Regions from separate parts of the Homo sapiens genome. Here regions 1, 2, 4 and 5 are each linked to region 3. A link is a contact called in ENCODE Hi-C or POLR2A ChIA-PET data. All regions are on one chromosome and are shown on one strand. The core of a region is the stretch at or near the end of the contact, and the rest is flanking DNA. Distances in the headings are between cores, read along the strand shown. Region 1 holds the start of SYNJ2 (synaptojanin 2). Region 2 overlaps SNX9 (sorting nexin 9). Region 3 holds the start of SYTL3 (synaptotagmin like 3). Region 4 holds the start of SNX9 (sorting nexin 9). Region 5 overlaps SNX9 (sorting nexin 9).

The links. Hi-C counts contacts between places; a loop is a spot of excess contacts on that map. ChIA-PET counts read pairs that join two places held with the same protein, here RNA polymerase II (POLR2A). Pooled maps may share reads with other maps.
Region 1: a map of naive thymus-derived CD4-positive, alpha-beta T cell shows a loop between it and region 3 (4-fold over the local background). The contact joins the promoter of SYNJ2 here to the promoter of SYTL3 in region 3. A Hi-C loop is called at or near these places in 1 of 168 maps with a recorded cell type or tissue (naive thymus-derived CD4-positive, alpha-beta T cell) and 9 of 50 pooled maps. POLR2A ChIA-PET finds 5 or more read pairs at or near these places in 2 of 52 experiments (activated CD4-positive, alpha-beta T cell and activated naive CD4-positive, alpha-beta T cell).
Region 2: a loop to region 3 is called in a map of naive thymus-derived CD4-positive, alpha-beta T cell, with 4 times the contacts of the local background. The contact joins the enhancer-like site here to the promoter of SYTL3 in region 3. A Hi-C loop is called at or near these places in 2 of 168 maps with a recorded cell type or tissue (both naive thymus-derived CD4-positive, alpha-beta T cell), 1 of 37 single-sample maps with no recorded cell type and 7 of 50 pooled maps. POLR2A ChIA-PET finds 5 or more read pairs at or near these places in 1 of 52 experiments (activated naive CD4-positive, alpha-beta T cell).
Region 4: a loop to region 3 is called in a map of B cell, with 6 times the contacts of the local background. The contact joins the promoter of SNX9 here to the promoter of SYTL3 in region 3. A Hi-C loop is called at or near these places in 1 of 168 maps with a recorded cell type or tissue (B cell), 3 of 37 single-sample maps with no recorded cell type and 14 of 50 pooled maps. POLR2A ChIA-PET finds 5 or more read pairs at or near these places in 1 of 52 experiments (CD4-positive, alpha-beta memory T cell).
Region 5: a loop to region 3 is called in a map with no recorded cell type, with 3 times the contacts of the local background. The contact joins the enhancer-like site here to the promoter of SYTL3 in region 3. A Hi-C loop is called at or near these places in 3 of 37 single-sample maps with no recorded cell type and 5 of 50 pooled maps.

Annotation. Positions count from the first base shown.
Region 1 is chr6:157,979,443-157,985,048 of GRCh38, forward strand. It overlaps SYNJ2 (synaptojanin 2), which reads left to right and starts at 2,421. Exons shown (of 27, transcript NM_003898.4): 1 at 2,421-2,646. The coding sequence starts at 2,520. RefSeq lists enhancers at 1,657-1,706, 1,671-2,186, 1,727-1,916, 1,937-1,986, 2,187-2,702 and a silencer at 2,107-2,686.
Region 2 is chr6:157,877,999-157,883,201 of GRCh38, forward strand. All of the region lies in intron 4 of SNX9 (sorting nexin 9), which reads left to right. Among named protein-coding and RNA genes, the nearest start is that of SNX9-AS1, 12 kb to the right of the region's middle. Within about 2 kb of position 2,107, at least 2 of the 41 ENCODE cell types and tissues checked have a DNase peak (open chromatin) inside an H3K27ac peak, as active enhancers do.
Region 3 is chr6:158,648,520-158,654,125 of GRCh38, forward strand. It overlaps SYTL3 (synaptotagmin like 3), which reads left to right and starts at 1,535. Exons shown (of 18, transcript NM_001242394.2): 1 at 1,535-1,559; 2 at 3,234-3,323.
Region 4 is chr6:157,820,063-157,825,786 of GRCh38, forward strand. It overlaps SNX9 (sorting nexin 9), which reads left to right and starts at 3,184. Exons shown (of 18, transcript NM_016224.5): 1 at 3,184-3,384. The coding sequence starts at 3,373. RefSeq lists a silencer at 2,993-3,312 and an enhancer at 3,963-4,012.
Region 5 is chr6:157,837,008-157,842,852 of GRCh38, forward strand. All of the region lies in intron 1 of SNX9 (sorting nexin 9), which reads left to right. Among named protein-coding and RNA genes, the nearest start is that of SNX9, 17 kb to the left of the region's middle. RefSeq lists an enhancer at 4,603-4,752 and a silencer at 5,270-5,564. Within about 2 kb of position 3,969, at least 6 of the 41 ENCODE cell types and tissues checked have a DNase peak (open chromatin) inside an H3K27ac peak, as active enhancers do.

The DNA.
Region 1 (5,606 bases), core at 1,171-3,670, 670 kb before region 3:
GGCTTCAACATATGGATTTGGTAGGGCAACAGGGGGTGGGGATAGGGTGGCTCAAACGTTCAGTGCATGTCTCCCCTACTTCCCCTCTTTGTTTCCTCTGATAACCTGTTGGGGTTCCTGACTCCCTCACCCACACCACGCTGAGCTACATTTCCTGCTGTGGCTTACTCTGGGGCTGGTGGAGTTGGCTTTTGCTTCCTTCCCCATCTCCTCCCCTTCCCAATTCCCTACCCTCCAGGCATTATACATCTCAGAGAGGGGAAGCGCCCAACTCTCCTGCCGCAGATGGGCCCACCCCTTTGCCCAAACGCCGCTGGGGGTTTAGGTGTCTGAGCCAACCTTTTCCTTGAAGGCCTCAAGGTCAGTTGCTCCATCTGCGAAAGGTGCCTGTGCCTGGGTACCCTTGGTCTATCAAGCCAGTGCGCATGTGAGGAAGCTGCTCCCTCTGCCACCCAGGTGGGCTGTCCCACCTGAAACCAGACAGCAGAGGCCCCAAAACCCAGCAGGCTCTTGGCTCACCCAGCCATTTCTCAGAGACGGAGGAACAGCCACTGTAGTTCCTTGAGTCTGAGACGTGCATTTTAACATTGTCTAAATCAGGGCAGAGATGACTATTGGTGGCATGTTCTAGTTTAATTGGAAGTTTTTTTTTTTTTCTCAGTGGTACATAAAATAGTGGTTCATTTTACAGTTGATGGTGACTTGGATTCTATAAGCTGTGAGGCTCAACTGCTGGTCCTGACTGCAGGAAAATTTCTAAAATAGGTATGGCATGCCACTGTGCAGGACTTTAGACTATATGATGCTAGTTAGGAAAGAGGAGAGAGAGATAAATGGAAGACTGGGTCCCCTCCCTAAGGCCTTACCACTCAATTTGCAAAACAGGGCTAAGAGAAAACATAAAAACACTTCTCAAGCAACATATGAGTAGGTGAGAACTGAAGTCTGTAAATCTGGGTGTTATATAAGCACTATTATCTGGGACCTCAGCATTCCAGGAAAGCTTCCTGGAAGAAGTGAGTTTCAGGTCAAAAAGTGGGCCAAAGGCTGATCTGCCTCACTGAATGGGCACACTGTTTTCATGAGGTAGTAATGTTTCCATCTACACAGAAAGAAGCTGCTCGGACAGCTGATGAGCATCATGCCTGGGATATTGAGCACATCATGCTTGACCTGGGCAGAGTTTGTGGGCAAGGAAAGGGGCTAAGGGTCAAGATAATCTCTGCTGGGGTTGTTCAAATTTATTACCCAACCATCACCTGAGAGGTTGTCCCCTGAGGATGGCTTGTCTGGTCATTACTGAATGTCTGCAGGGGCATGGCAGTGTTCTGCTTGGCTCTGGGGGCTCTGCCCTTTCTAGGACAAGTCCCAGAGACAAACAGCTTGGCCCAGTACAGCAGAATGGGGTGAGAGAGGAACTGAGTTCGTTTGCGGGCAGGATGGAAACAGCTGATGGAGGCTTCTCGGGCCATCCTCACGTACCCATCACAAGCGAAGGGAATTAAGCCGCCAAACCACCCCAAAGAGTGACTCCAACTCAGCCCTAAACACCCATACCCACCCCACCTCCCCTGCAGCTCTGACAGGCCAAGCCTGGGCGCTAGAACCCCGCGCCAGAAGGCCGGGCCACACACTCCAGCGTACACGCGCGGACACGTGCCGGTGTCCAGAGCCGGTGGGAGAGGCGCTGTCACCATCTGACAGGAGAGGAAGGTGGAGCGCAGAGAAGTCAGGGTCACGTGGTAAGTGGGGGTCGTGGTCTGGGGATCACGGCTCCAGGTCTCTTCGCGACAACGCACCGTTGACCCCCAACACCTCTCCCTGGCGGGGTCGGTGACCGCAACAGCCTCCGGGATAGAACGCTAGTGAAAGGTAACCTTTCTCCAGCCCGCTCCACGCGCTCCGCACCCGCTAAGCGCCTCCGCGAATTAACTCAGGCCTCCGCGCCGAAGTAGGCGCAGTTATGACCCCGCTTCCCCGCAGGGAGACCGAGGCACGCAGGGTCGAAAGGACTCGTCCAGGGTCGCAGGAGCCGACCACACAGGGAGGCGCAGCGCCCCCGGCGGGAACAGTCAGCGGGTCCAGCCTGGCGGACTCCCGGGCCGGGCTGCCCATATAAGGCTGCGGGCGGCCGGCATCGCAGCCAGGCTCCCGGGGTCGCCCCGCGCGGGGCATCCTCCTCCGCAGCGAGGAATGCGTGGCATCCGGGAGGCTCTTCCGCTCCACGCCCGCCTGCGGGGAGCCTCAGCCCCGGGGCGCGGCCTCGCGCAGCTGCCTGGCCGCTGGGGGGAGCGCGGGGCCGGGCGGGAGGCGGCGGCGCGCCCTCACCTGCCCCAGGCTGGGGAGGCGCGAGTGGGGAGGAGGAGGAAGGGGAGGAGGCCGGGGAGGAGCCTGGCGCGGCGGGAGCGGCGGCGCAAAGTGAAACTCTGGCAAGTTGCGGGCGCGCGGGGAGCTGTCGCGGGCAGCGCGCCCTCGGGAGGACGTGGCCCCGGCCCCCGCCCGCAGTGGGCCCGACCCTCATGGCCCTGAGCAAAGGGCTGCGGCTGCTGGGGCGCCTGGGGGCCGAGGGGGACTGTAGCGTGCTGCTGGAGGCGCGCGGCCGCGACGACTGCCTGCTGTTCGAGGCCGGCACGGTGGCCACGCTGGGTGAGTCCGGGCCGGGGGCAGCGACGCCCGGAGGAGAGGGCGCCCGCATTCGCCCAGCCTCGGGAAGACGGGTACCCCCCCTTCCCGAGGGGATCGGGCGGCGCTGGGACTGCCGGGGCGTAGGGGTCGCGCGCAGAGGGGTGGCTGTTTGAATGAAGTGGGGCTGGGGACTCGAGAGAGCACTCTGGCTGGGCCGGTGGCGCACGGAGGCCGGCCGCCCCTCCACGGGGATCTCCGGCCCGCGCCGCCAGAGGATATGGTTGCTGGATAGCCGGCTGGGGCGCTTTGCGTATTCATGAGGATCCCGGGGTGTTGACTTAGCCGGCCTGACCCTGTGCCTGGCGCCTTTTCTTTTGCACCTGTTGATGAAACCAGTGATTGCCCTTTGGTTTGTGTTGGCGGCTCCACTCCTGGAGGGGATGGGGACAAAAGCCCCAAAACATAGGCTCTGGAGAAACCGCTGATGGCAGCTTTGTCCCACGTAAATACTTGGTCGAGAAGCATCGGTGCTGCAATTTATAGAACTTGTAAACAAATATACCATGACCTTTATGCTGTCTTAGATCCTGCCAAGCCAGCGAATTTCACCTATGGACTTCAGAAGCCTTGAAACTGGCATTGTGCTATGGGCTTTAGTACGTGATCTCACTTAATTCTCACAATTCTACTAAAAAGCTATTATTATCCCCATTTTGCAGATGAGCAAACTGAGGCCTAAAGAGGCTAAGTTGCTTGCCAAGGTGACACCATCCACCTGACTTTTATGTGGCTGTTTCTGTAATGTCATTCAATGCGTGGCTTCCTGGTATCGCTAACCTGGGTCCCTTGTTTTGTGCTAACCATTATAAGGAAAACCTGGGTAGCACCAAAGCACGTGAAACCAGGTCTGATTGTTAGACTTCTAAATGTGGACACCCGAGAGTAAGCTCCCACCACTAGGCGTCCAGCTGTAACAGCTTGCCGGTATTCCTAGCTAAACAAGGTGCAGCCCGGGGTCACTCGTACTTGAGGTGGTCGGCAAATGCAGCAGGCTGCTTTGTAGATGCCTCTAGCCTTCTTTTCACATTTGTATGCATCGACTCCCGTTCGGATGTATGTCTTGGAAGGACTATCTCTCCTATTTCTGATTCCCTAATCATTTCATTAACATGCATTTATCCAGCTTGTTCTCAGTCACTTGATTACTGAAACAATGTCTCCAGTAGTCTCAGCATCAAAAGTAGGCAGTGAATTGTAGATTAAGTTATTTTCAGATTATTCTAATTTGTGCTGTCCTGAAGAGTCTAAGTTTGGTTATTTGGTGTGGCCTTGAAAGAAAACCACAGAAATTTCCATTCCATTTTAGATGTCTACTTCATACCACATTTATCGGAAGCGAAAGAGTAATTTCATGGTACAAAACTACTGTTTCATCAAATAGATTAAGATGTCCTTCAGTTGGATTACGGCAACATTAAGCCAAGTTCATACACATTCAAGAATTCTTTGAAGCAGCTTAGAAAAAAGAGATTTTATTTTTTCAAAAGTGAAGATTTAAAAATGATTAATGACAGTAATGTAGTGCATATTTTCCATTAGGAGCTGAAGTTTGGGCTGAGATTTACATCACGGTGGTGATTACAGTATACCAGATTTTAGAACAGAGAATGTAAGAAAGGAATTGGCTCGTCTTCAACTCATGTGCAGTCCACATTTGTCATTTAACCTAGCATTCATTTTTCAGTAGAAAACTTTAAAAAAAAATTTTTTTTTTTTTTGAAACAGAGGCTTCTTCTGTTGCCTAGGCTGGCATGCAGTGGCACAGTCACAGCCCACTGCAGCCTCAACTTCCCAGGCTCAAGCGATCCTCCTGCCTCAGCCTCCTGAGTAGCTGGGACTATAGGCACATGCCACCATGCCTGGCTAATTTTTTCTCTTTCTTTTCTTTTCTTTAAATGGGGTCTTACTATGTTGCCCATGCTGTTCTCGAACTCCTGGGCTCAGGTGATCTTTCCGCCTTGGTCTCCCAAAGCGTTGGGATTACAGGCATGAACTACTTACTGCGTCTGGCCTGAAAACTTAATTTTTTAAAGTCTGTTTTGTTTAAGTAAAATGAAACTATTTTTAAAAAGCAGCTGTAGCATTTGGTGGCTTTGCTGGTCCAGAGAATGTTTGTAGGAGAGAGCCTTATGTTACTAGAAAGTTGTTTAAAACTTTCAACATATCCTAAATGCATCACTATTGGATAAAATGGCTCTGAACTTGAAATTCCCATCTGTGTTCCAAAGGGCTAGCTAGCTGTTTTACTTTCCTTTCTTGGAGAAAGTGATTATTTTTTTTCTTTTTTTTGAGATGGAGCTTCACTCTTGTTGCCTGGGCTGAGTGAAGTGGTGCGATCTCGGCTGACTGCAACACCGCCACCCCCACCTGGGTTCAAGTGATTCTCCTGCCTCAGCCTCCCCAGTAGCTAGGATTACAGGCACACGCCACCATGCCTGGCTAATTTTTGTATTTTTAGTAGAGACGGGGTTGTGCCATTTTGGCCAGGCTGGTTTCTAACTCCTGACCTTAGGTGATCCACCTGCTTTGGCCTCCCAAAGTGCTAGGATTACAGGCGTGAGCCACCATGCCTGACCCGAGAAGGTGAATTTTTACAAGAAGGCTGCAATCTCTACTTTTGTATGGGACAGGACACTTGTGGCAGCTGGCGTAGCTGGTGGTCTAATCTTGACCTTTCACCCTTTCCTTGAAGTTCCGAGTCGGGGGTAGCTTCCTTTTCTCTTCAGCTGTGGTTTTCCTGTGATGGGTCCCTCCCAGTTAGTAATGAGAGGCTGAGAGACAAGTTGTGGTAACTGCTTCGTGGGTAGTGGTCTTTCCCGGCCCCTGAGTCATTCTAACTTCCATCCTGCTCCGCTGCGGATGCACATAGCTGCTTTCCTAGGGGCGAGAGGAGATGAGGGGACTGGGCCTGATGACCACAG
Region 2 (5,203 bases), core at 857-3,356, 770 kb before region 3:
TAATCTGTGCTGCATTTCAGAGTAACTAGTTCATAAATGTATAACCTACTATGTAAGATAGCACTTTCTTTTGGTTTTTCTTAAAACTCCTAATTTCAGGTTGCTTGGGGGACCCTTTGGTTCTAGATTCTTACTGAGTAGTCTCAGGTGAGCAGAGTTGCTGGTGTCAAGGCAGTGTTGCTGCATCCAGGTCCCTGGCCCACTGTGATTGCTTTCCTCTTTTGGTGGTGAGAAAACGCTTTATCAGCCAAAACGCAGTTCAGCTTGGCTGCAGTTTAGACTAGAATTGTCAGTGTGAAAGGAATATGATGAGTTGTTCTTTAAATGGACTGAAACAGTTTGATTTGGAAAATTATAAAGCTGTTTATTAAACTACTTGGAGAAAATAATAGACAGCATTTTTTTTATGATCTTGGAATATGGAAGCCCACCATTTTTTTTTTTTTTTTGAGACGGAGTCTCGCTCAGTCGCTCAGGCTGGAGTGCAGTGGCGTGATGTCAGCTCACTGCAACCTCTGCCTCCTCCTGGGTTCAAATGATTCTCCTGCGTCAATCTCCTGAGTAGCTGGGACTACAGGTGCCCGCCACTACGCCCAGGTAATTTTTGTATTTTTGGTAGAGATGGGGTTTCACCATATTGGCCAGGCTGGTCTCAAACTCCTGACCTTGTGATCCGCCCACTTCAGCCTCCCAATTGCATCCGGCCTATGGAAGCCCTTTCTGAGACTGACAGCACAAAGTCTAGTGGCCATTAAGGATATAATTGATACATTTAAGTAAACAAGTAATATTAAATTAGCAAAAATACTTCTGACTTATGACGGATACAGGCTAATTCCATTCATATACATACACTCTTGCTAATCTGTAAGAAAAAGATGAAGAATTCAGAAAAATAGGTAAAGTGTATAAACAGGCTGTCCTTTGGTGGGGGAAGGTACTAATAGTTAATATACTTGGGAAAATGCTCATTTTAAGATTCTTCTATCAAACTAGCAGAGAATGAAAACAGTTTAAAAGCTAGTGTCATACAGGTGTGGTCAGACAGGCAATGTCATACAAAGCGAGGGAAAGGATAAAGTGATGAAGCTTTTCGGGGCTGGTTCGGTAATGTATATGAGTATTTACAATGCATATCTCTAAGGCCCAGCGGTTCTGAGTTCCTCCTGCAGATCTGCTCGCAGAACGCAGGTTTCTGGGCAAGAACGTTTCCTACGGCATTGTTTGTAACAGCAGAAAACCGGAATGTAAATGTCTGTCAGCAGGGGACTGATCAGATGAACTATAGGCAGCCACGCAGTGGAAAGCTGAGCTTCCCTTAGGGAGAGTGAGGGTAGATTTAGATGTACAGATAGAGGTATGATTTTTTTAAAAGGCACCTCAGTATGGGTAATGTTATCTTTCTTGTGTTTCAGTGCACACACATACACACACACCATAGATGCAAAGTGTGTAGAAAATGTATTGAAGGATACCCAGGAACTGAATCAAACTCTCTTCATTTTCTTATTCAAATACAGATTTTATATTACCCAGATAAGGACAACCATTTTATTACCTTTGAAAAGAAAGCATAGTTTTTAGTGGTTAATATTAGTTTCATTATTAGTTACTTATCGGTTATTTCACAGTTTCAAGAGTATTTCACGTTAGTGGCTGAACCACTAGAATGAATGGACCAGCTGATGGGAATGAATCTCAATTGTTAAAAATCTCTACTCCTGTGTGTGCTAGTCTTGTTTTTCATCAGTTATTGTTGTTTAGATTACATCACTGCTGTGATTCTGAAAAGGTTTCAGTATAGATCTTAAACTCTCAGATTACTGCTTCTTTAGAGTACTTACTTTTGAGAAATTAATAGAAAGTTTTTGTTTGTACCTTTCTAAAGAATGAGAACAATGAGGTTTAAAAGCTACTTAAAAGTTCTGTAAACCTAGATGTCTTATCTGAAGGTTTTCTACTTGAGAGGTTTGTTTTCTGTCTCCTTCAAATACTAGAAAGATGTGTATACTTGGAATAAAGCTGCTTTTGTTTTGCTGAGAGCCCTTCTGGCCTCTGTCACATGCTCTCCCTGGCATCTCTCTGTTTTTCTGTTTCACACCCCGCCAGTCCCCAGGTGAGTGGTGTGGTGGGAAGCATGTAAGCTTTGCTGTTAGATCCAGGCTTGCCAGTGCGGCTCCACTGTGTAAGAATTGTGGCTTTGGCATAAGACCTGCCTCCTGAACCTCCTGAATAGTCAGTGGATTAGGCCACCAATATAAAGTAGTGCCGGACACATGGAAGATATTTCATAAATATTTTCCTTCTTTTCCCACTTCTTCCCTCCTTTAAAAGGGGGTCTTCAATCCACTTACCCTTTTGTGTTCCAGCCTCTCTCACTATTCTACCCTCTCTAATCGTGTAGATTCCCTTATAAAGTGTCTCTCTAATCTTGAATTTTCTCTTTGATTTGCCCAATTTCTAGCTTTTTGTTGAACAGTTCTATCAGCATGTCTCCTTTGTATCTGAAATTCATCTTCAACCGAATCACTTATTTCCCCACAAAACTAGTTTCTCTTCCTGACTTTCCTGTTTCTGTTTCTCTGAAATGTTACTTCTTTCTGTGCCCTCTTTTTATTCTGCTTTAAAACCCTAACCGAGTGCCATCGTGAGCCACAGTTATTGAGAGGCGTGCTCTGCATCCTTGAGATGTGGAAAGAGGGAACTGATTGAGATCCATTGTTCTAACAGATTTCCTGTCTTTTCTCTCCTCCTTAAGAGGCAACCTAGCTTGGTGTCAAGGCAGTGAGTTTAGGAGCCAGACTGTCTAGGTTTTAATCCCAGATCTCACACATCCTATGTGAATCAGGGTAAGCTGCTTAGCATCTCTGTGCCTCATCTGTAAAACCTCATGGGATTTTTGGAAAAAGTAAATGAAAAAAGAGTTCTAAAGTATTTAGAAGAGTACATGGTACTTAGTAGTGGTTTAATAATTGTTAATTATAGTTATCTCATATACCACTGCTTCTAAAACAAGACATTAAGGACAGGCACACTTCATTTATTGCCCTTTGCTTTATTGCACTTGACAGATAATGCATTATTTACAGATTGAAAGTTTTTGGCACCCCCTGCATTGAGCAAGTCTATGGGCGCCATTTTGTCAACAGCATGTACTCACTTGGTGTCTCTGTTTCACGTTTTGTTAATTCTTGCAATGTTTCATACTTTTTCATCATTATTATATCTGTTTTGATGATTCATGATGAGTGATCTTTGATGTTACTATTGTAATTGTTTTGAGGCACCACAATGGCGAGCTTAATTGACATGTTTTATGTGTTCCGCCTGTTCTACCCGCCAGCCATACCCTCGTCTTTCTCCCTCTCCTTGGACCTCCCTATTCTCTGAGACACAACCGTATTTCAGTTAACCAATTATTAACCCTGCAGTGGCCTCTAAGTGTTTCAGTGAAAGGAAGAGTCGCATTTCTCTCACTTTAAATCAAGAGCTAGAAATTATTAAGCTTAGTGAGGAAGGCTTGTCAAAAGCTGAAGCAGGCCAAAAGCCAGGTCCTCTTGAGCCAAACACTTAGCCAAGTTGTGACTGCAAAGGAAAAGTTCTTGAAGGAAATTAAAAGTAGTAGTCCAGTGAACACTTGAATGATAAGAAAGTGAAATAGCCTTATTGCTGATAAGGAGAAGGTTTGAGTGGTCTGGGTAGAAGATCAAACAGGCCACAACATTCCCTTAAGCCAAAGCCTAATGCAGAGCAAGGTCTTAACTATCTTCAATTCTGTGAAGGCTGAGAGAGGTGAGGAAGCTGCAGAAGAAAAGTTTGAAGCTAGCAGAAGTTGGTTCATGAGGCTTAAGGAAAGAAGCTGTCTTCATAATATAAAAGTGCACGGTGAAGCAGCAGGTGCTGCTGTGGAAGCTGCAATACATTATCCAGAAGATCTAGCAAAGATTATTGATGATGGTGCTGCACTAAACAGATTTTCAGAGCAGATGAAACAGCCTTCTATTATTGGAAGAAGATGCCATCTAGGACTTGCACAGCTGGAGAGGGGAAGCCAGTGCCTGCTTCAAAGTTTCAAAGAACAGGCTGACTCTCTTTAAGGGGCTAATGCGGCTGGTAACTTTATGTTGAAACCAGTGCTCGTTTACCATTCTGAAAATCCTAAGGGTCCTTAGAATTATGCGGAATCTACTCTGCCTGTCTTCTGTAAATTGAATAGCCAAGCCTGGATGACAGCACATCTGTTTGCAATATGATTTACTGAATATTTCAAGCCCACTGTTGAGACCAACTGCTGAGAAAAAAAGATTTCTTTCAAAATATTACTGCTCATTGACAATGCCCCTGGTCACCTAAGAGCGCTGATGGAGATGTACATGAAGATTGATGTTTTCATGCCTGCTAATACAGCACTTATTCTACAGCCCTTGGATCGAGGAGTAATTTTGACTTCTAAGTCCTATAAGAAATACATTTCGCAAGGCTATGGCTGCCATAAATAGTGATTCCTCTGATGGATCTGGGCAAAGTACATCGAAAACCTTCTGAAAAGGATTCATCGTTCTGGATGCCATGAAGAACATTCATGATTCATGGAAGAAGGTCAAAATGTCAACATTAACAGGAGTTTGGAAGAAGTAGATTCCAACCCTCATAGAAGATGTTCATGAAGGAAGTAACTGCAGATGTGGTAGAAATACTAAGAGAACTAGAATTAGAAGTGGAGCCTGAAGATGTGACTGAATTTCTTCAACCTCATGATAAAACTTGAACAGATGAGGAGTTGCTTCTTATGGATGAGCAAAGAAAGTGGTTTCCTGAGATGGAATCTATTCGTGGTGAGGATGCTATGAACATTGTTGACAACAAATGATTTAGAATATTCCATAAACTTAGTAGATAAAATAGCAGCAGGATTTGAGAGAATTGATTCCAGTTTTGAAAGAAGTTCTACTGTGGGCAAAATGCTATCAAACAGCATCACATGCTACAGAGAAATCTTTCATGAAAGGAAGAGTCAATTGACATGGCAGACTTCATTGTCTTGTTTTAAGAAGTTGCCACAGCCACCCCAACCTTCAGCAACCACCACCCTGATCAGTCAGCAGTCATGAACATCAAAACAAGACCCCCCCGCCACCCCAGCAAAAAGGGTGCAGCTTGACTAGTGGAAGGCTCAGATGATCGTTAGCGATTTTTAGCAATA
Region 3 (5,606 bases), core at 285-2,784:
GGCGGAGCTTGCAGTGAGCCGAGATCGCGCCACTGCAGTCCCGACTGGGTGAAAGAGCGAGACTCGGTCTCAAAAAAAAAAAAAAAAAAATAATAATAATAATAATATCCAGCAGTGTTGTTCTGCTATAATCTGCAGCCCTTCATAGTCCAAATGCCATCCTGTGGATTTTCCATTTTTTCCTTTCTTCCCCTGTGCCAAGAAGTGTGTTACTATGAGATCATGCTGAGTCAAAATAATAGTAACAGAAGAAGACGATGAGGACGAGGGTGCTGTTGAAACACTCATGGCTGAGGAATTTAATGTTGTAAAGGAAAAGAAACTCTGGCTGACACATATCTAAAGTGAGAGTCCTGTGCTGAGAAAAGCTAAAGAGATTAGCTAAGAAGTGCCTATATTTAGATCTGCTATTGAGCTGGGAAGCGGAGGCACAGTTGTGCTGAAATACCTCTGTACCCCATGAAACAGTGGCTGCTCTGAGCTTCTTGGGTCCCTCTTCCTCTCAATCCTGGTGACTGCAGCCCCTTCCCTGGGACCTCATCCCCAAGATCCAATAACTAAAGGATAACTCGTGGTATAGCAGGGCCTCCGCTGGCATTTGTTCCAATGGGTAAATATTCATGCTATAGTAGTTATTAAATAGTTTGGTGCTCAGTTCTGTGTTTGTGAAAACACTACACACTACATCAGCAGAATAGGCTAGGTTAGCTGCAGAAACAAATGGCCCTACACTCTCAGTGGTTGATGACAGCAAACATTTATTTGCCACTCACACTCCATGACCATCAAGGATCTTCCATGGCTCTGCTTCATGTCTTCTCCATGCTGAGACGAGGTTGCTGGAGCAGCCTGTGTCTGGAGTCATCAAGGGAAAGAGAAGGGAAAGAGAATGAATGGTGGCCCCAGTACTGGCTCGGTAGGTGCCAAGCCTACGTGGCACGTGGCACCTTTGCACACACTTCATTGTCTTATTGCTCTCCAGAGCAAGTCCTTGGCCATGCCTGAGTTAGCAGGGCAGGGACACTTCACGGTGCTGAGTAATACTACCTAGTACACGCACAGCATTTTGAAGGTTCCCCTTGGTGATTTCATTACAATCTTCATCGCTCTTGGCCTGGCTGTCCCCCTTTCTTGTAAATTATTCTTGAGTTAATAGCTGTTCTTTGAGATGTGGTTAGTCATTTACACTGAAGTCAATGTGAAACCCTTCACAAATGTGAGAACATTTGAATATTTGAAGGCTGTAGTCTCTGTAGGGAGTTTCCTTAGGAAGGGTGAAACATTTCACCAGCATCAGCCTGGTCTTTCCTCCAGCTAAAAATGTAAAATGTTGGCATAGAAGAGCTCCTTGATGTGGTTTTGGGGTGGCTTTGCTCCCTGGGTCCCTAGTGATGTGGGAGTAGCCACCGAGGCATGTAAGGCTGGCCACACAGGGTGCACTGCGTCAGCCTGTGCCCGACAGGAAGGGAAGAGAAATACGTCAGTTACTCTAACAAGAAGAATTGACTTCCTTCTCTGCAGAGCCGGCTCTGGTCTCTTCTCTTGAAGCAGATGCGAAGGTAGGATGAGAAGGCATGGCTGGCCGTTGCAGCAGGTCGTTTTAGGAGTGGGGGAGTGGGGTGGGTAGAGATTATAGTTATTGTAACTTTTCTTAAATTTATGACATTGAAAAGGTAGGAAACAAAACATAATAAATTAGATAAAAGATATCTTGTAATTTTATTGAATAACATACATTTAACATTTGAGATAATAATGATTTAAGTGATATGGTGGAAGTGACTTCAGAGTTAATTAAAAACCAAAACAAAACAGAAAAACACTATCCAAAAGCTATATGGTGTGATTTTTTTTTTTAAAGGGTAGAGTGTCATTTGCTTTCTTCTTTGGTTTGCAAATTCTTATACTTACAGTTTATTACTATTTTGCTCTCTCTGAATCGACTTTATTGTTTTGATCATCCGTAATTTCTCGTTTGGAGGTGGAACATAAATATCATTTTGGAATTATAAAAAAGTTAGCTAGGGTCTAATTTAAATTTCTTTTAATTAAGCTTCCTTAATCTCTAAATTGCTTGGTAAGAAAGAGACTATGAGAGGAAAGTGCACATTAGATATTAAAGATTTATTAAATTAGAATTGGGCTGGGTGCGGTGGCTCACGCCTGTAATCCCAGTACTTTGGGAGGCCAAGGTGGGTAGATCCCTTGAGATCAGGAATTTGAGACCAGCCTGGCCAACATGATGAAACCCCATCTCTAAAAAAAAAAAAAAAATACAAAAATTAGCTGGGTGTGGTGGCAGGCACCTGTAATCCCAGCTGCCCAGGAGGCTGAGGCACGAGAATCACTTGAACCTGGGAGGCGGAGGTGGCAGTGAGCCAAGATCCTGCCACTGCAATCCAGCCTGGGCAACAGAGTAAGACTCCGTCTCAAAAAAAGAAAAAAAGAAATTAGAATTGGTGTAGAAAAGATTATTTAGCCAAGATAGTTGGAGATTCTAACTTAGCTGCTTTGCCTAAATGAAGCATAAGGTTTTGGAGTTAAACAGACCCAGTTTAGAGTGTGAGTTTAGGTAAGTTACTTAATCACTCCAAGACTCACTCTCCTCATCTGTAGAATGGGTACATTTACTTCATAATGTGGCAATAAGGATTAGTAGAGATAATGTATGCAAAGTACTTAAACTATCTGGTTCAGAGTAAGAGCTAAATAAATAGTAGCTGTTGGCACAACAGAAAGCATAACAACAATTGTGAGTAGTACCTAGAAGGATATAATAATATTAATTCTCGGCCGGGTGTGATGGCTCACGCCTGTCATCTCAGCACTTTGGGAGGCCTAGGCGGATGGATCATGAGGTCAAGAGATCGAGATCATCCTGGCCAACATGGTGAAACTCTACTAAAAAATACAAAAAAATTAGCTGGGTGTGGTGGCGGGCGCCTGTAGTCCCAGCTACTCAGGAGGCTGAGGCAGGGGAATTGCTTGAACCCGGGAGGTGGAGGTTGCAGTGAGCTGAGATCGCGCCACTGCACTCCAGCCTGGTGACAGAGCGAGACTCCATCTCAAATAAATAAATAAATAAATAAATAATAATATTAATTCTCATTTCTTTGCTCTTCCATACAAAGAGGTCAAGTTTAAAGTATGAATGCCATGGCTTCCTATTTCAGTCATGAATTCCTATTTCTGATTCTAAAGTAATATTTTTTGTTGTTTTTGGGTGGTAAAAGGCTCCCCGAATGAGAAAGAATACTCGGAATCAGCGGTGAATTGCAGTGATCTTTCAGAGAAAGCGCCTGTTCAACTTTGTCCTCTCTCAGGTAGGCTTCAAGTTTTATAGATTCAAGCCCACGTGTGAGTCTTCTAATGTTTTATTTATTTATTTATTTATTTTTATGTATTTTTATTTTTTTTTATTTATTTGAGATGGAGTCTCACTCTGTTGCCCAGGCTGGAGTGCAATGGCACGATCTCGGTTCACTGCAACCCCTGCCTCCCAGGTTCAAGTGATTCTCCTGCCTCAGCCTCCCCGGTAGCTAGGATTACAGGTGCCTGCCACCATGCCCAGATAATTTTTGTATTTTTAGTATAGATGAGGTTTCACCAGGTTGGCTAGGCTGGTCTCAAACTCCTGACCTCAGGTGATCCACCCACCTCGGCCTCCCAAAGTGTTGGGATTACAGGTGTGAGCCACCGAGCCCAGCCTGTTTATTTATTTACTTATTTTATTATTATTATTTTTTGAGACAGAGTCTCACTCTGTTGCCCAGGCTAGAGTGCAGTGGCTGCAATTTCAGCTCACTGCAAGCTCTGCCTCCCGGGTTAACACCATTCTCCTGCCTCAGCCTCCGAAGTAGCTGGGACTATAGGCACCTGCCGCCACACCTGGCTAATTTTTTTGTATTTTTAGTGGAGACAGGGTTTTAACATGTTGGCCAGGATGGTCTCCATCTCCTGACTTCATGATCCACCTGCCTCGTCCTCCCAAAGTGCTGGGATTACAAGCGTGAGCCACCACGCCCGGCCTTATTTATTTTTTTGAGACAGAGTCTCGCTCTGTCACCCAGGCTGGAGTGCAATGGCGCGATCTCAGCTCACTGCAACCTCCACCTCCCAGGTTCAAACAATTCTGTCTCAGCTTCCCGAGTAGCTGGGATTACAGGTGCCCACCACCATGCCCGGCTAATTTTTGTATTTTTAGTAAAGACAGGGTTTCACCATGTTGGCCAGGCTGGTCTCAAAACTCCTGACCTCGTGATCCACCCACCTCAGCTTCCCAAAGTGCTGGGATTACAGGCGTGAGCCACCGCACCCAGCCGAGTCTTCTAATGTGAAGTAGAGATATCTGAGGGACCTGAAACTTGTACAACTTGTGGAGACTTTGGGAAAACAAAGAGGGAACCAGGTACAGGGCATCTAGGGCCTTGGACAGGGCCGTGCAAATAAAGGATTCTGAAGTTGAGGTGTCATTCGCTTCCCAGAAAACCCACCTCTGAATGAGTAACAAGATAGACAGAAAATGTATAAACGCACATCTTCATTTCTGTGTCAGACTTTCTGATGGATATGCATGCGTGCTGTCTCATTGTTGCAAAAATGAGTCTTTTAAGCCTATGAATAGGGAACTGAGCTGAGAGCTGTTCTTTATTCATCACCTTCCTTTGTGGCTGTAATCAGCTTCCGTAAAGAATCTATGCAAGCAGGCCGGTCGCAGTGGCTCACACCTGTAATCCCAGCACTTTGGGAGGCCACGGTGGGCAGATCACCTGAGGTTGGGAGTTTGAGACCAGCCTGACCAACATGAAGAAACCCTGTCTCTACTAAAAATACAAAATTAGCGGAGGATGGTGGTGCATGCCTGTAATGTCAGCTACTCGGGAGGTTGAGGCAGGAGAATTTCATGAACCTGGGAGGCGGAGGTTGTGGTGAGCCAAGATCGCGCCATTGCATTCCCGCCTGGGCAACAAGAGCGAACTCCGTCTCAGAGAAAAAAAAAAAGAATCTATGCAAGCAAAAAAGTCATGAGGTTTTCAGGTAAAATTTCAAGGACAATGCAGTCACTCAACTTTTCCCCTGTGTACGAGGCAGAAAGCATGGTGGCTGCACGCTGAAGCTGTGAAACTTCTCAAGGAAATAGCTGTGGTAAACAATACAGGAGCGAGCTGCCGCCCGCTTGAAATGACCTGCAGGGCTGTGGCTTGTGGGCTTTGAGAACGTTCTGTAGTCTTCCCTTGAAAGCGTGTGTGGTGATGACAGTCACATTCACACGCACTCATGCTACCGCAGATCTCTGCATTTCCACTCTGGTGACGTTTCCCCCGTACCAGGGAGGGCTGAACATTTATTTCCTTTGATCTGATGACTGACTGCTCAGAGACAATAGATGATTGGATGAAAGAAATAGGGGCCCCTAAGAATAAACAATGTGTCCCTTTCCCATCCTCCTCATCTCTTTTCTTCATTGGTTTTACTTTTCTTGTACTTTTCCCCTTTCACCAGATTTAGAAGCCAAAGTCAAGATTTGCTGTTAGGCTGAGGAAAGCAAGCAGGCATTGTTTCAAACTCCTAGTGCATGGCTGACTATTTCAGTCCCCTGGCGGAGC
Region 4 (5,724 bases), core at 1,934-4,433, 830 kb before region 3:
CGTAGAGAATCAACTCTAAGGAAGCTCGCTCAAAGGACGGAGGTGGACAGAAGAGAGATATGCATGGTTGATCAAGTGGGAGCAGAAGACAAACGCCACCACCGGGTGCAGTGGCTCACGACTGTAATCCCAGCACTTTGGGAGGCTGAGGCAGACGGATCACTTAGGATAAGGAGTTTGAGACCAGCCTGGCCAACGTGGCAAAACCCTGTCTCTACTAAAAATAAAAAATAAAAAATAAAAAAAAACTTAGCCAGGCATGGTGGCAGGTGCCCGTAATCCCAGCTACTGCGGAGGCTGAGGCAGGAGAATCACTTGAACCTGGGAGGCGGAGGCTGCAGTGAGCCGAGATTGGGCCACTGCACTCCAGCCTGGGTGACAGAACAAGACCCAGTCTCTCTCTCTATATACAAATATATTCTATGAAAGTGGGTCTCCTCTATAACATTCATGAAGTAATGTTGATTTTGACTGACGTATATAAAAATAAAACTCCTAAGTTTAGCAGTATTTACTGGAGATATACTACCCAATTCATTACTAAAAATGTGAAAAAGATTTTAGTTATGTTCAAGATCCCTTCGGTGTGGCTTATTGTGAAAGTGCACATGTTTATCTCTTTTTTTTTTTTTTTTTTTTTGAGTCGGAGTCTTGCCCAGGCTGGAGTGCAGTGGCTCGATCTCGGCCCACTGCAACCTCCGCCTTCCGGGTTCAAGTGATTCTCCTGCCTCAGCCTCCTGAGTAGCTGGGACTACAGGCGCGTGCCACCATGCCCAGCTAATTTTTGTATTTTTAGTAGAGACGGGGTTTCACCATGTTGGCCAGGATGGTTTCGATCTCTTCACCTCGTGACCCGCCCGCCGCAGCCTCCCAAAGTGCTGGGATTACAGGCGTGAGCCACAGCGCCCGGCCATGTTTATCTCTGTTTATGTACTTTTTCATTTGTTTTTCACAGTCTTGCTCTTTTTAAAACAACAACAACAACAAAAAACTTCTAGAAATGAGGTCTCACTATGTTGCCCAGGCTGGTGTTGAACACCTGGGCTTAAGCAATCCTTCCACCTTAGCCCTCCACCATTACTTCTAAAAAATAAAACCAGGGTTATGAAATTGTTCTGGTGGGAAAAGCTTGAAGTCTCTAGTCTTCTTGCTTTCATGGTGCTGGGTGCCCAGGATGACTATTTGCATAGGATTTGCCAGATGAGCATGTGGAAAGGCCTGTCTTCACAGGTGTGCCCCTAACTTTGCACCTTCCTATCAAGGGATGCATTGTTGAACGGCTGCAGAGAGAGCTGTACCCAGCCTTCACATTTAAAAGAATATGGAAAACTCATTACTTATGACATTGCCTGAGTTCAAATCCTGGCTTTTCCACATACTAGTGTGTGCTCTTAGCCAAGTTATTTCTTCCATTGTTTATTAAAATATAACTGCTGTTTTTAAATGAAGTCATATATACACATGGTCAAAAACTCTGACAACAGGATCTGGCGAATCTTTCTCAGAAATTTTCTAGGAATGTGTCACATATTTCCTTTTTTTTTTTTTTTTTACATAAATGTACCATACATAATGTTCTTTTTATCTTTCTTAACACCTCTTAGAATATTATCATTTTCTTACGGGCTTCCTAGTATTTTTGTTTGAATGGATGTATCTTATTTACTGAAACAGTCCTGTTAACAAACACATAGGTTGCTTTCTGGTTGGAGTTATTACAGAACAATCTTTGATGAACATCTTTGAACACTTGTACAAGTGTTTGACAGGATAAATTCCCAGGAGGGCTGCTGGGTCCAAGGCTACGGTCATTTTCGATTTGAATAAGTATTACCAAATGGGCAAGTTATTTAAGTGATCCCTGAGTCGCTCTTCTTTGTAAACAGTGGACAATAATGAGTTTCTCAAATGTTTCTTATAAGGATTAAATGAGATGGGGATGTGGAAGCCTAGTATACAGCAAGCAGGCCGTCAATGAATGTTGGCCTCCCAATATTTTTTTTTACGGAGAAAGACAACTATTTATGCATATTATGATGACTATAGCTTAACCATGAGCTCAACAAACACAAAAATTCACAGAAAATTCTGCAATACCGTATCTATTTTAAACCCCATTATTGAATATAACTAGTGAAATCTCAGGTCAAATAGAATGTATTTAAGAAGACACAAACTTGACATTAAACACCAGAGATTTACATTTGATAGTTGTCTCTTCTTACAAATATATCCCTCATAATAATAAAAAAGCACTCCACTAGTATGCCAATTAAGACACATCTTCCAGTCGTGTTTTGTCCTTGAGTGAAAAATCTTGCTGCTCAATTCAAGTCATTCGTTTATTCATAACACCCATATATATATCTCCAACTCTGGAAAGAAACACTGACAGAAAGATGGAAAATTTTAGAGACCTCGTTTCCACTTCAGAGAGCCTGTTGTCCCCCAAACCTCTCGGGCCCTCCGGTATTTTTAAGCTTATCAAGATTCCAGAATGAGGTTAACGGGGCGTCACAGAACGAAACCCCCCACCGTCCCGTCCCAGGGGCTTCAAGCCAGGACCCCGGCCTGAGGGAGCCTCCGGGCAGGAGGAAGAGGCCCAGGAAGCCATCGCTCCGCTCCTTCCCAGCTGTTTATGTGGTACTCAGGGTACTCGGCCAAGGGCACGGCGACCCCGCAACACCCCAGGCGTGGGGCAAAGACAGCGGGGTTGCGGGGCTCCTGTCTGCCCGGGGCGTCGAGAGTTCCTGCCGCCCCCTCCCGCCTCATGCACGGAAAGCGCCGAGCCACGGCGTGCGGCGCCGGCCGAGCGTGAACCGGAGTCGGGGTTCGGCTACCCCGAGCGGCTCTGTGGGCCGCGGATCGCTTCCCCTGGGGCGGCCACGCAGGGTTGCGGGCCATGGCCTGGGGCGCCCGTCCGGACCCCGCCGCTGCGCGGGACGCCGCTCCCAGCCTCGACCAAGGGCGCCCGGGGGCGGCGGCGGCGGCGGCGGCGGTGACTGCCCGGGGCGGCGGCGCGGCGCGGGGGCGGCCAGGAGGCGAGGAGGCCGGGCCGCGGCCGAGGGCCCAGGGCGCGCTTCCGGCGGGCGTCGCGCGCGCCGCGGTAAATGGGAGGCTCGGCCGACAGGGGCGGGGGCCGCGCAGCCGGGGACTTTCAGGAACTGCAGGAGCGTGCGGCGCGGGAGTAGCCGAGCGCCCAGCGGCTGGGCCTGAGCGTCGAGACTCGGGGCCGAGGCGGAGGAGCGGCCGCCGCGCCGGGGCCCAGCCGGAGCCGCCGCCCTCGCCCTTGCCTTTGCCTGCGCGGCTCAGAATCACCATCCGCGGCGCGGGAGACGAGCCGGCCGTCCCGGGCCGGGGGACCCGCCCGCCATGGCCACCAAGGTGAGGGGCGCGCGGCGCAGGCCGGGCCGGTCGCTCAGGCCCGGGGCGGCGCGGAGAGGGTCGGGGCCGGGGCCGCGGGGAGGGTCGGGGCCAGGGGTGGTCGAGGGGCCACTCCGCTTCCTCGGTGGAGTCCCCGGGCGGGTCCGCGGCCCAGCCAGTCCCTTCTGGGCATGGGTGCGGCGGGCAGTGCAGACAGACCACCAGGATCGCACCGGGGGACGGCGTCGGGTCTGGGCGCGGGTTGGGACCCCGGGCGCAGCGAGGTTTGGGAAGTTTGCACCTGAGCGTGGGCTGCGGCGGGCTCGCCGGGAGGGGCCGCGGGACGGAAACTTCCCGCAGCCCGGGGAGGCCCCCGAGGCGACTGGCGCTCTGTGGCGTCCGGCGTCCCCGCCGCCCCCACGTCCCCTCCCGCTGCCGCCTGGGGGACCCTCGCCCCCGCGGGGCGGGTGGGGGTCGAGACCTCGGCGGAGAGGACGCGGCGCTTCCCGTCCCGGCCTGCGGGGGCTCGCGGCCGGGGAGGGACCGAGGCTGGGACGCCCCGCGCCCCTTTGCCTTCGCTGCTGTTATTTTTTTCTTTTGTTTTGCTACCTTTTCATTGTGAATGGCATTGCCGGCATGAATAAAATATCAAGAGGGAAATGACTGTGCTTTCGATTACGTGTTTGCCTGAAAAAAGGCCCAGGCCCGAATTACGTGGTGGAACTTTGACTCCTGCTTCGTCATTGGCTAGGAGCGGTGGTTTGCTTGTTTTACGTTATTGTTTATGAAATTAGCAGTCACTCTTGGCTACCTGAATTTTCAAAAGCCACCCTCCCCCGCTCCTTTTCCTTGGGCGTTTTCAGTAGTTACTTGATGTAGAATAGCCACTGGGGAAGTCACGGTCACGGAAGGGAGGACCTGGGGGAGGAGGCTCTATACCTGAGCCATTAACTGATCTGTGATACACTGTGAGGAGTGGGTTTACTTTTGCACTTAGTTTTTGTAATGTCACTTTGTTAGCATCAGCACCCCTTTGTCTATTTGTTTTTGAGATCTCTGAGCTACTTTTGGGTTGCTAGAAACGTTATTTTTTATTTTTCGATAGGTGTTTGCTTTTTTTGTGGAGTGTTAAGGTAGAAAATGGTAAGAAATGTGAAATCTCTTTGAAAGATCAGCATTGCTTGACTTCGGTCTGCTAGATGTTGTGCTGTGGTAAATTTTGTGCTCTGAATCCATCTAGGTGCAGCGTTTGTAGAGAAATGGGGATTCTCCTCCAGGGAACCTGTTGCTGCTGTTACTGAAATAATTACCTTCTTGTTAATATATTATTGCCTGTGCTGTGCTTTGGTTTTATTAATGCGATAGAACTTGCCACCTTTTTAACGTATTAATTTTGTGTTGACCTTTTTAAAAATAAAACTTAGGCCAAGGATTTCTAAGGAAATTTGATTTTGAGGTTTGTTGCCAGACATTCCAGAAATTACCAGTTACACATCCTAGTACATGCTCATCTTGCAACCTTAAAAGCGGTTTATAGGCCGGGCGCGGTGGCTCACTCCCACCTGTAATTCCAGCACTTTGGGAGGCCGCGGTGGGTGGTTCACCTGAGGTCGGGAGCTCGAGACAAGCCTGGCCAATATGGTGAAACCCTGTCTCTACTAAAAATACAGAAATTAGCTGGGCGTGGTGGCGCGCGCCTGTAGCCCCAGCTGCTCTGGAGGCTGAGGCAGGAGAATCGCTTGAACCCGGGAGGCGGAGGTTGCAGTGATCCGAGATCGCGCCACTGCACTCCAGCCTGGGCGACAGAGCGAGACTCCGTTTGAAAAAAGAAAAGACGAGACTCCGTTTGAAAAAAGAGAAGACGGTTTATGACATAGAGATCTGTCTAGTGGTGGTCAGTGTGTTTTTACACTCTGGTCTACTGAGGCATGTTATCTGTACTGTCCTTTAAGTGGAATGCAGTTTAGCAACTAGTGCAGGTATATATAGTGAAATTTTTATTTCATAGTTAATCCTGAACTTAATTTTTTTCCAAAAAATCGAAAAGTGGTTCTTGTATATTAATCTCGAATTGCATGTGTCTTTGATTAAACACGAGCCTTAAAGCATGCGTAAGGACTTCCTACTTCGTTATCTACACCACTCCAAAGGCAAATTCCAGTAGTTCTGTTAGTTTCTTTCGGCTGCCTAATCACTGTTCCACATGGTGCTCATTTCCATGTTTACATTGTGACAAACCATTTCCATTTTAAGAAAAAGAAGAGCAACGAAGCAGTTATTAAAAGAAGACCCTTCCTTTGTTTTCTGACATGCTGGTGATTCTTGTGTCAAACCAAAGTCTCATTTTTTAATTGTTCCCAG
Region 5 (5,845 bases), core at 2,719-5,218, 810 kb before region 3:
CCTTGGTTGGTCCCTAAGATCTGTGAGGCCGTAAATTGGGTGGCTGCACTAGCATGCCGTGTGCAGTGAACACTTGTGTCTTGCTTAAAGGATTATTTTATCTAACTGGGTTCATATGATGCAGAAAATCACAGATCCGTAAAATATTCTCAGAAGCTATTTAGTTTCTCGCCAACTTGTAGTGTTGTCAGTAACTTTTCAGTTCTTTTGATTGATCGTTGGTATTATATGCAAAATGTCTCAACACTGTTACAATCTCACATTACCATGGAGGCTGGTTACTACTCTTCCTATTGCCTTTTAAGTTAGCCAGAAAACATGCGATACAGTTTTGTGTGTTATTAAAACAGTAATCAGTCCAGATTTATTTGCATTGTATAATATGTTCCTACCGTGATTATATAATGAAAATAACTTTTAATTCACTAGGAGAGAAGAATCCTGTTCTTAAATTACTTATAAGTCAGATAATACATGCCTTTGTGTAAATCCAGTTTTTAATGTTATTTGTGTGGTAAGTACCCATACCTAATTTTGATGAATTTGAATTTCAGCGGCTTCATTTTTCCTGTTTGCCCACTTAGAAGCTTTAAGGAAGTAAAGAAACAAATGTTTGTCAAAGCTAGAAAAAAGAATGTAGTCCCCAAACTAGGTAAATCTACCTCTGAATAATCAAATCCACCCATGTATTATTATAGGACCCATATGCATGAAGGCATGGGCATGCTGTCTGTGTTCATATGACCTGTCTCTGCAGTCAGTAAGAAGTAACGGGTGTCTAAATAAGAGAAGGGCAGCAGATCGTGAAGCCGTCGTTGGCATTTAAACAAGGTGGCAACTGAACTGCACTGTTCAGTTTCTTGTGGGTTCCGTGAACAGCATATGCTGTACCATTAATTATGGAAGGAATACATGTAATTGTTGGCTGTGGTTAACATTAGAATATTATTATGCATGAACATCAAGGGATATTGACAGAAATATTCAGTATGCTACATTGCTTCCAAAAATCAAATTTTGTTTGTTTTTTTGAGACAGAACCTCACCCTGTTGCCCAGGCTGGAGTACAGTAGCAGCTCACTGCAGCCCCAATTTCCCGGGCTCGAACAATCTTTCCACCTCAGCCTCCCAAGTAGCTGGGACTACAGGCATGCATCACCATGCCTGGCTAATTTTTGTATTTTTTATAGAGATGGTGTTTTGCCATGTTGCCCAGGCTGGTCTTGAACTCCTGGGCTCAAGCAGTCTGCCCACCTCAGCCTCCCAAAGTGCTAGGGTTACAGGCATGAACCACTGTGCTCGACCAATAATTTTTTTTTTTTTTATTCAACAGTCTCTCTCTAGAATTTATACTGTAAGTGAAAATGCATGTATATTTTTCTATCCAGAGAATTTACAGTCTAATGGAGAACACAGACACTTAGATATCTTCCATTAGGTGTACGGTTGCTGTGGTAAAAGTATGTATACATAGTGTACAGTGAGATAGCTCAGTATTTGGAGTCAGAAATGAGACCCTCTGACCTGTTTCCCTCCATTTAGCCATTGGAAACTTAAGAGTAAAAATAAATGTATATCAATAAAGAGCCATAGTGTGAAAATTTTATGTAGAAGTGCTAAATATTCTGACATTATGTTACTCATGATGTAGAAGAGGATCATTTCTCTAGTTTAGGGAATGGTGTTAAATACTTGAAGGCATGTTTAGTTTGAGGTCTCATTTAAAGAGCTCCTATTTTAGTGACTGACCTTGCAGGACAGAAAGTACATTTTAGAGAAGTGTAAATGTCCACTTTCCCTGGTTGTACTCTAAAATTTTATCTGGCACTGGTTAAACTAAGCCACTCTTAGGAACCAGTGAACATTCGAGGCAAGTAGTCTGTGCCCAGGCTTGTTCTAAATCCTTTGTGGCCGAGGACATAGCGTCTTGGAATGGTTAAAATGGATCTGCTCCTTTTGATTTCCAGGTAAGCTGTTGTTTGATGTGTTTTGTTTACCTGGTTTGCAATACCCAGAGCTTATTCTAGAGAAGGGATTCCCAGCTGGTGAATTGTCAGGGGATCTTTAACTCTTTAAAATGTATATAGATTCGGTTAATAAAATACAGGTTTACTTAAAAACGCTGGACTTCATAGTACCTTTTTGGTGTTAGGTATCAATGAATTGTCCTTGTGTATAATTACTGTTATATGTGTGTGGGGATGTATATATGTAATGAATTAATGTTGAGGTCATTGGCATTCCTCTGTGATTCATTATAGCTGTTACATAAAAGCCTATTTCCCCTATTAGTGTTTTGTTTCTCTTGAATTTTATATTTAGAATAAAAGAGAAATTATGTCTTTTATTAGAGATGCAATGAATGAATAAAATTAGTTCTACCTGATTATGAAGCATATGTATTTTCATGTAATGGTGATATAGCATAGAGATTAGGAGCCTGGGTTCAAATCCCAGTCCAGTTATTAATACATTACTTTGAAAAGTTACTTACTGCTTCACTTTCCTTATCTGTAAAATACAAATAATTGAATGGATTCAGGTGTGAATTCCATTGCACAGTCCAAGTGGGGGAAAAATTATAATTTTGCTTTTCTGTAATAATTTACAACAAATTACATCCCCGTCCTGCTGGGGAAGCAGACCTATAATATTTTAGTTCCCAGGCCACCGCCTCTTGCCCAGGGTGAAGCATAATTTGAGGGTGGGGATGGTAACCTAGTGCCATGGCCTTGAAGGTGTGACCCCATCTTGCCCTCCAGTCTCCTCTTTAGGCCTTTCCTCCTGCCCCTCAGTTTAGTAACTCTCTCCACCACTTCCTTGCTGTGCTGCTTGAGGACATGGTAACCACCTTGCTGGTTGTGCGCAGTATTGGGGCGTGAATCTCTGCAAAGCTCAGACCTTTCTGTCTTAATGTGATACATAGCTGTTTGGATTCTCCTATCCTCTCCGGTTGTTTCATGGTTTCACTAGGGTTCTGAAAGCAGGTGAAAAAAAACAAGAAAGCCTCACTGGGAAGGTGACACTCAGGTAGAGATCTGAGGGAAGGTGGGGGTGTCTTTGGATCTCGGGAAAGAGCAGACCCTCAGGCTGGTGCTTGGGGTGTCTTTGGATCTCGGGAAAGAGCAGACCCTCAGGCTGGTGCTTGGGGTGTCTTTGGATCTCGGGAAAGAGCAGACCCTCAGGCTGGTGCTTGGGGTGTCTTTGGATCTCGGGAAAGAGCAGACCCTCAGGCTGGTGCTTGCACAGTGAGGCCAGAGCTGAGGGAGCTCAGGGAAGAGGGGCTGCTCCCCAGGCTGAGGAGGCCCAGGCGACCACGGGGGCTTTGACATTTATTTGGCAATAAAACCATTGGAGGGTTTTCACCACACCCAAAATGACTGACTTTTACAAAAAATACTTTCTTTCTTTCTTTTCTTTCTTTTCTTTCCTTTCTTTCCTTTCCTTCCTTCCTTCCTTCTCCCTTCTCTCTCTCTCTCTCTTTCTTTCTCTTTCTTTCTTCTTTCTTTTTTAAAGAGTTGAGCTTGCCTTTATTACCCAAAGCTAACTGCAGGAGTTAACAGTCAGTTTGCTTTGATACTGGATTTAAGCCTTATTTTATCCCTTCTTAAAACTTAATTGATTGTATCTTATTAAAGCCACACTAGGAAAATCCTGTGCTCCATTTAAGTCAATCAGTAAGAGAGCTTCAGAAGGATTGACACAGTATCCTTCTCTATATGAGGAATACCCCAGTCAAATCAGCTGGGAGAAAAAACTTTGTAAAGAAATTTTTAAAAACCTCTATTATTTTGCATTCGAGATTTTGTCTGATAGAAAATTTCAGATTATGTTTCCTGGATATACTGAAAGTGAATACAAACGGCTCATCAGACCATTTGGCTGTTACCGTTATGCTGTTCACTCGACTGGTGGCCACATAGACATAAGCAAAGTACTTGCAGACTGCTGGATTTCTGACTGATGAAACCATTTCTGATCAGCGACTCACTGCATTTCTCTTCCGATGAGGGTCACTGTTTGCAGGGTGTCTGGTATAAACTTCCTGAAGCCCCAGCAGTCTTGAGAGCAGCAGTAGAAGAAAGCAGCTGGAACCCTGAGAACTGGGGCAGAATGCTGTTATGGGCTAAGAAGAAATGGCATCATCTTGGCTTAGAATTTGGAGATTCAATGAATCTTTATTCTTTCATGGTTCCATTAAGTGATTATTTTTAATATGAATTAGATCACTGGAATTTCATATTAGTCATGCTGAAAAATTCCACATCTGTGTGTTTTAATTTAGGGTCTTCAAGATGAAGGGCATCCCCCAATGATTAGGAGAGGCACAAGATAGAAATACAGATTTTATTACCTACAGGCCCTGGGAGTACACAGCAATCCTGGAGGTCACACACAGGATGGTCAGGGAGCTTGAAGGTCAGGAATTGTGAAGGGAGAGAGAGAGATTGAGACCTACCTAGAGACCCATGGGCCTTCATGGGGTCCAAACAGGTTTCCCCCAGGGAGGTTTAATTGGTTCCAGGAGGTCACACTGTGACTGCACAGCCCATGTGGGGTGTGGGGATCGGGGCCAGTGAAGTAGGCTGTGTGTAGCTTTCCCATGGGGAGGTGGTTGCCAGGAGGAAGTTGTCTAAGGCAGGTATCTGTATTAGTCATGTTGAGGAACTGGGAGGAGGTGTAGAACTGCACCCTCTGCCATGTCCAGGGTGACAGAGCCCTGCTTCTGCTACGACAAGGTCCCACTTATCTTCAAAGTGCATGCTGAGGCAACATAAAATGATAAGAATTTACTACACTGTGACTTTTAAACTATCATCTCAATGGTTTGGCATGATTCAATATTTTCTATTTTAACTTTTTATTTATAAAAATTTTAAACATGGACAAAAGTAGAACAGCACAGTGACACTCCCCTGTGTACTCATCACCCACCTCCACAGTGATCCTGGCCCGTTTTGTTTCCTCTAGCCTCCCCTCCCCTATTTTCCCCTTTCCTCATTATTTTGAAGCAAATTCCAGACATCGTTTCATGATAAGTATTTTAATATATATCTCCAAAACTGTAGACTTAAATAACTGTAATTCCTGTTATACTTAAAAATTCAGAATACATTCTTAATATCTTCAAATATCCAGTCTGTTGGTAGGCAGTGTAAACATATTCATAAATTAAGTTTGCTGTATCTATTAAGTTGCTTGATAGTATTAAGGTGAGAACAGTGCCATCTCTTACTGGTTGACATTTGTATGAGTCTGCCCATGTTAATGTAAAACAGATTTGCCACAGGTAATGTGACCATACAGGTAACATAATCTAACAGTTAAAAAATATATGCATGTCTTGCTTTTATCTTGTTGACTCCAGTGCTCTTATCAAAATCCTCATGATGCAACTGCCCAATGGGTTCACCATCACCACTGCCTAGACAGAATCGATTTATCAAGACAGGGGGATTGCAATGGAGTAAGAGTAATTCACGTAGAGCTGGCTGTGCGGGAGACCTGAGTTTGTTAGTCAGTCTCCCCGAGCATTTGGGGATTGGAGTTTTTAAAGATAATTTGGTGTTTTTAAAGATAATTTGGTGGGTAGGGGCTTGGGAAGTGGGGAGTGCTGATTGGTCAGGTTGCAGATGGAATCTTAAGGGGTTGAAGTTAGGTTTTCTTAATGTCTTCTGTTCCTGGGTTGGATGGCAGAACTGGTTGGGCCAGGTTACTGGTCTGAGTCCATCAAGTGCAGGGTCTGCAAATATCTTAATCACTGATCTTAGGTTTTACAATAGTGATGTTATCCCCAGGAGCAATTTGGGGAGGTTCAGACTCTTGGAGCCAGAGGCTACATGAC